Regions from separate parts of the Homo sapiens genome. Here region 2 is linked to region 1. The links are chromatin loops, found by intact Hi-C in ENCODE. Cell type or tissue: heart right ventricle. All regions are shown on one strand. Links, peaks and the distances in the headings refer to the core of each region. The heading gives the core; the rest is flanking DNA.

Region 1 (2,924 bases), core at 231-2,730:
GGCTCAGTGTGAAAACTGGTAAGAGGAAACATTAGGGATAAGAGGGCGATAGCAGCTAAAGCAACCTAATGGGGTTCTTGCTGAAGGCAGGCCAGGGTGACATCACCTGAGGGATGGTGGAGCATGAAGAACCTGATTAGATATTAAAGGTGATCAAAGATGGAGGATAGCTGAACTGACTTAGCAGTGTTCTTTTTTTTTTTTTTTTGAGACAGAGCCTCGCTCTGTCACCCAGGCTGGAGTGCAGTGGCGTGACCTTGGCTCACTGCAAGCTCTGCCTCCCGGGTTCACGCCATTATCCTGCCTCAGCCTCCCGAGTAGCTGGGACTACAGGTGCCCGCCATTGAGCCTGGCTAATTTTTTTGTATTTTTAGTAGAGACGGGGTTTTACCGTGTTAGCCAGGATGGTCTCGATCTCCTGACCTTGTGATCCGCCCTCCTCGGCGTCCCAAAGTGCTGGGATTACAGGCGTGAGCCACCGTGCTCGGCCAGCAGTGTTCTTGCTAGAGCTAGACAATGCCAAGATGAACACAGAAGTCCAAAAGTAGAGGACTAGTTGAAAAAAAGAGTTCAGAAGAGCCTGAGTAGAGTTTGGTCAAGGAGAAACCTATGTCATTTAACAGGCACAGCTCTGCTCCCACTGGAGGAGGGATTCTTCTGGAAGCCTTCCTTTCCTCATCCAAACTGCTTCCATTTCCTTAGCCCAGAAATGCTGAATGCTGGAAGAGGGCTGCCATGGTTTGAATGTTTGTCTCCTTCAAAACTCATGTTGACATTTTAATTGTTATCATAACAGTACTGGGGGCTGAGGGCCATGAGGGCTCCACCTCCATGGTGGGATTGGTACTGTTAGGAAGGGTGCCTTTAGCCTCCTCTTGCTCCGTCTCTCACCCTCTCGCCTTCTGCCATGTGATGATGCGGCCAGAAGACACTTGTTAGGTGCCATCACCTTGATACTCAACTTTTCAGCTTCCAGAACTGTGAGCCAATAAATTTCTGTTCATTATAAATTACCCAGTCTGTGGTATTCTGTGATAGTAGCACAAAACAGACTAAAACAAGGTCTTTATTGTGATTCTAAATCTGGCCTAAATGATATCACGTAGTCTGTTAATTTTTTATATAGATGCCCTTTGTGTCACATTTTCTGCTGGCTTATGTGTCTTTTAATCACACCTCACAGCAACAGGAGCTACTTGACAGGGTGCCACGGTACCAACTTTTTCATCCTTGGATGCAATTTCAGAACGGTATTCCATCAAAAGGAGCAGCAGGATTCTATTAGAACATCTCTTATCTAATACAGAAACACAGTTCTGTCACCACCAAATTTTCCAGTTCACAAATGCTAAGAGTTTCAATACTATTACAACCACATAGTTCAACGGGATTTAAAACCTATTTTTAAAACAGTAGACTGGATTCATCTTTAATACATAGACCGAGTTTTCCATGTGTTCATATGCCACCTAGTGGGCTATATTACATACAAAATGTAAAACTGATCTTTTGAATTATAATCTAGCATTTTCTTCCTAAAATTTGAGGTCCAAGTGACAAATCTTAGCCAGTAAAATCTCTAAATTTAAAAGGTAACGTTACATATTCAGCACAGAGTCAGTTTGAAAGAGACCAAAATTTGGAATTCCTTTTAAACATTTCATCTGCGGCGATTTAAAACAAGAAAATATCTCCATCAAAGGGTTTAGGTTTGAGTTACCATTGACAGTAGTGGAAAGACAAACTGGTGAAAAATAAAAGTAGCCTATTTTATCTAAGGGGGTTAAGGTGTGGAGCAAATAGAAAAACAAGACTTCACAATTCAAAGTAGCTGACAATTTTAAAGATACATGATGTTTCACAACCTCTTGAAGGATTAGGCATTTTTAAGGCACCTCTATGTTAGGTTAAAGCTGATGTTCAAAAAGTAGTTATTGACTGTTTACCATGTGCTGAGCACTAAGCTAGGGACCGAGATAAAAGAATGGGCAAAACTAAAGAGAACTCTTGCCCTAAAGAAGCAGAGATCTGCTACTTCAGAACACTCTGGATTTTGCCACTGAATTTTACAGTTAGTATTATGACACCGTTTTACACATGTTTTCATTGACGTAATCCTAACAGAATTAATTATGCTGTTACTAAAGGGCAGAGTGAACTCAGTTATGGTGATTACTGACTTTCCAGAGTTCTAGGACTGTTAGGAGAGCTGTAGCAGCTATGGAAGTAAACTGTTTTTTTTTTCTTTTTCTTTTCTTTTTGAGATGGGGTTTCACTCTGTTGCCCAAGCTGGTCTCGAACTCCTGGGCTCAAGTGATGTTTTTGCCTGGGCCTCCCAAAGTGCTGGGATTACAGGAGTGAGCCACCACACCCATCCCTGAGGAAGCAAACTTGTTGAAGCAGTTTGGTCTTCTCACTGACTGAAGATGAGAGAAATCTTATCAGCTTGCTATCATGTGATTTTGGGAGAATTCTTCATACTTGCCTGGGGTTAGCTTGAGAATTGATCATCTTCCATGGAGTGCTTGAATCATTTCCCATAAGGCCCAGAAACGGAGCAATGAAAAGAGCTTAAGATAATGAAAAGGGCCAATGTCCACGAAGTTGGAAATTCAGTGTATACCATAATTCACAGACTTCTCCAGTATTAAATGAGTAAAGAAGGGGAGAAGCTAGGGGACTGCACTGAACTTCCTGCTGTTCTATTGTTTTGGTTAAAGCAGTAATTGCCCTCAACTCTTTTTTGGCTTCCCAAGCCACTCTCCAAAAAGCACCATCAAAATTTCCAAAGCAACCAAGAAGTCTAAAGAGCAACCTGATGCTTTGAGTAAAACACATGGAGTTAATCATGGAAGTTTAGGTGCAATGCTTCCTACTCTTCCACAACCTACTTTTGATATACCCTTCCTCTCAGTATATGTATA
Region 2 (2,924 bases), core at 159-2,658, 120 kb before region 1:
ATATATTAGCAGAATAAATACAATATTGTATTTAAAATACGTGGTGACCAAGTAGTATCTATTTCAACAATATAAAAACATGGTTATCATGGAAATGTTGTCAGAAAGATGTCCAAGTTCAAGCAACAGGAAACTTGTTTAAAATGGCTTGCACAAGTAGGCATTTATTTTACTCACATAAAAAGAAATCTGGAGGTAGTCAGTGGCCGGTGTTGGTTCAGTGGCTCACCAGTATCAGGAGTGATGATTCTTTACTCTTTTACCCATGCTTATACAGGGACTGCTGGCAGCTCTGACGTTAGACAAAGGTTAGAAAAAGGAAAAAGGAGGATGGGTGAAGGGTTCCATCTGCCATGTTTTTCTCTTTTATTTTTCCTGGAGTCTTCCTGGCAGAATTCCACTTAACAGATCATCGGCCAGACTGGCCAGAATGCCACCTGTAGCTGAAAGGGAGGTTGTAAAAGCAGTGAAAATATAATTATAATTAGCTTCCACCACTGATGCCCTGAACAAAATCAACATTCTGTTAGCAAGAGAAATGGGGAAGAATAACTATTTTATAGTCAACAAGTAGTGTCTGCCTTAAAAACCTAGCAGAGAAATTCACTATGTTAACAGATTAAAAGAGAAAATTGATATGATCATCTCATTAGATGCAAAAAAAAAGCATTTAGTAAAACAATAACTACTAACAAACTAGAAATTTCAGGAAATTTTGTCAACACAATAGAGAGTATATGTGAAAAACTTCTGGCAAACAATACTTAGTGCTGAAACTTTAGAAATATTATCTTTAAAGTGAGAAACAAAAGGAGGATACCATTATATCTGATAAACACACTAAAATATAGTTACATATTATATATATGTACTTGTATACATATATGATATACAAATATAGACAAATAAATTATAGCATATTCATTCATTTAGTGATATGCTATCGATCAATTAAAATGTTCAATGAATGCACTAGATCTTTACCTATCAACACTGATATATGTCAAACATATATCAAAATACTGAGTAGCCAAAGGATATATACCGTATATTGCCACTGAGGTAAATTTGAAAACCTTGAAACTACTACTATATATTATTTATTAACACCTGAATTTGTAATAAACATAGAAGTCATACCACCACTTCATCTAGAAAAAGAAGGAAGGAAAGAAGATAGATGAGGGATACAAGAAGGCGTCTACTGTTTAGAAATTCTTATCTTAAAAAAAAAGAGACTAAAGCAAATATATCAAAATGTCAGAATGTGTCCAATCTGATTATGGGTACATGATTCTGTTTTGTGTTCTTTTTTGCACACTCTAAAATGTTTTACCTATTTCATAAGGGTAAAAACCTCAAGAATATCTTTTGTCTCTGATGTCCCCAGTCTGTGACAAGTTCTAGAACCCCAAGAATTTTCCAGTGGTTTGTCTAATGTCCCACATGAGGGAGCCAGACCCTAAAGCTGCAAGTGTGCTGACCTCAATCATTCTGTAGGTTTCCTGAGCTCTTTGGTTCTCACCTCCCACCCTGGACTAGCACCTGCTGAGGTCTCTAAACCAAAAGCCTGTTGGTCCTGATCCTTGCTGCTTTTATGGAGCCCTGCAATAGTTTTCCTAGGTGGGAGGAAACAGGCATCCCTCAGTTTCACTCCTAGATGAGCAACTTTTAGCCAAAACTCATTGTTTCAGGCCCCAAGTATGATGGCCCTGTTCTATGTAACATATAGGTCTACCCTTCTCCTTTCCTGCCATGCTGGAACAGCTTCAATAGCAATGCAATGTGCCTGAAATCAGCCATACCCTTTCATCTGCCATGACCCCAAGATCCCTGAAATGACCCTGTTCTAACTGCGGGCAAGTGAGTACTGGTTCTTCTCTACTTTTAGGTGTTCCTTGAGGCTGTGGCTTCCCACCTCTGTTATTATCACTGCTAGTTCTCATCAGGGAAGTGAGGGGTGGGTCAGGGGAACGGTAGGAGAGACTAGAGATTCTGTGGAATTATTTGCACCTGACAGGCCTGGTTACATAATTTGTGGGGCCCCATGCAAAATTAAAATGTGGGGTTTTTTGTTTACGAACCAATTGTGGAGCCCTGTGTGACTGCATGGGTCACACATCTATGAAGCTGGCTCTGGCACCTAGCCTACTTCCTCAGCTGTGGTAAGTTCTCTTGCCTCCTCAAAAATAGTCCCTCTAACCTACCTTTGCCTACCAGCCAGATACCTCAAAGGATAAAATCTCTCCATCCTCATTCACAAGGACCACTTCATGAGCAGTGAATGATTGGCTGTACAAATACCCATGATCTTTGGTTTCCATGGTTAATAATAGGAAACGAAGAAGGAAAATAGTCTAAAGCTGATGTATTTCCCAAGGTCTAGGCTAGCTATCATACGTTGAGCATTTACTATGCACCAGAAACTGAACTAAGAACTTCATAAACATTATCTCATTTAATTCTTACAGAACCTTTGTATATAGATATTATTATATTCTAATTTTAAAGATAAAGAAACAAAGATTACAGAACTGTATGTTTTTTTTAGCACAGTTTTGTTTTACCTGAATTCCTATCTCTCATTCCCTTTTCTAGACAAGAAAAGAATCTGAGTGGTCCATTGACTCAGGATATGATTGGTTAACGTTGAACAATATTGATTAAAGACCCACTGTTCAGAGGACTAGATACTATGAGAAGAGCCACAAGACTTAAATTTCTCATGAAGTTTGTACATGCCCTGAGGACATGGCACTTATAAGTATACATGTCAATACATTGTGTGGTGGGCATTAGGACTGTTCACAGATATTCTCTTTTTTTTCTGGCACATGATAGGACTGTACTGTACCACCTACTTATGACCACGTGACTTGCTTTTTTCAATAGAATGTGAATCAGAAGTGATGTGTGTTATTTAA

The links. A loop is a pair of places that touch in the nucleus more often than their neighbours do. Peaks named below come from ENCODE experiments on the same cell type or tissue, not always from the same donor. Only the 100,000 strongest peaks of a DNase experiment are listed, where the experiment ranks them.
Region 2: a loop joins it to region 1, with 3 times the contacts of the local background. A loop is called at or near these places in 5 of 110 quality-filtered maps.

What each region holds. Positions count from the first base shown.
Region 1 is chr11:30,854,121-30,857,044 of GRCh38, forward strand. The region is part of intron 3 of LOC107984419 (a long non-coding RNA gene); the gene reads right to left. Among named protein-coding and RNA genes, the nearest start is that of LINC02859, 120 kb to the left of the region's middle. In heart right ventricle, for the core only: a CTCF peak has its summit at 1,483 (motif pointing left); no DNase peak of the experiment used is centred there.
Region 2 is chr11:30,734,684-30,737,607 of GRCh38, forward strand. It overlaps LINC02859 (long intergenic non-protein coding RNA 2859), which reads right to left and starts at 245. Exons shown (of 4, transcript NR_187236.1): 1 at 178-245. All of the region lies in intron 1 of LOC101928338 (a long non-coding RNA gene), which reads left to right. In heart right ventricle, for the core only: a CTCF peak has its summit at 1,450; no DNase peak of the experiment used is centred there.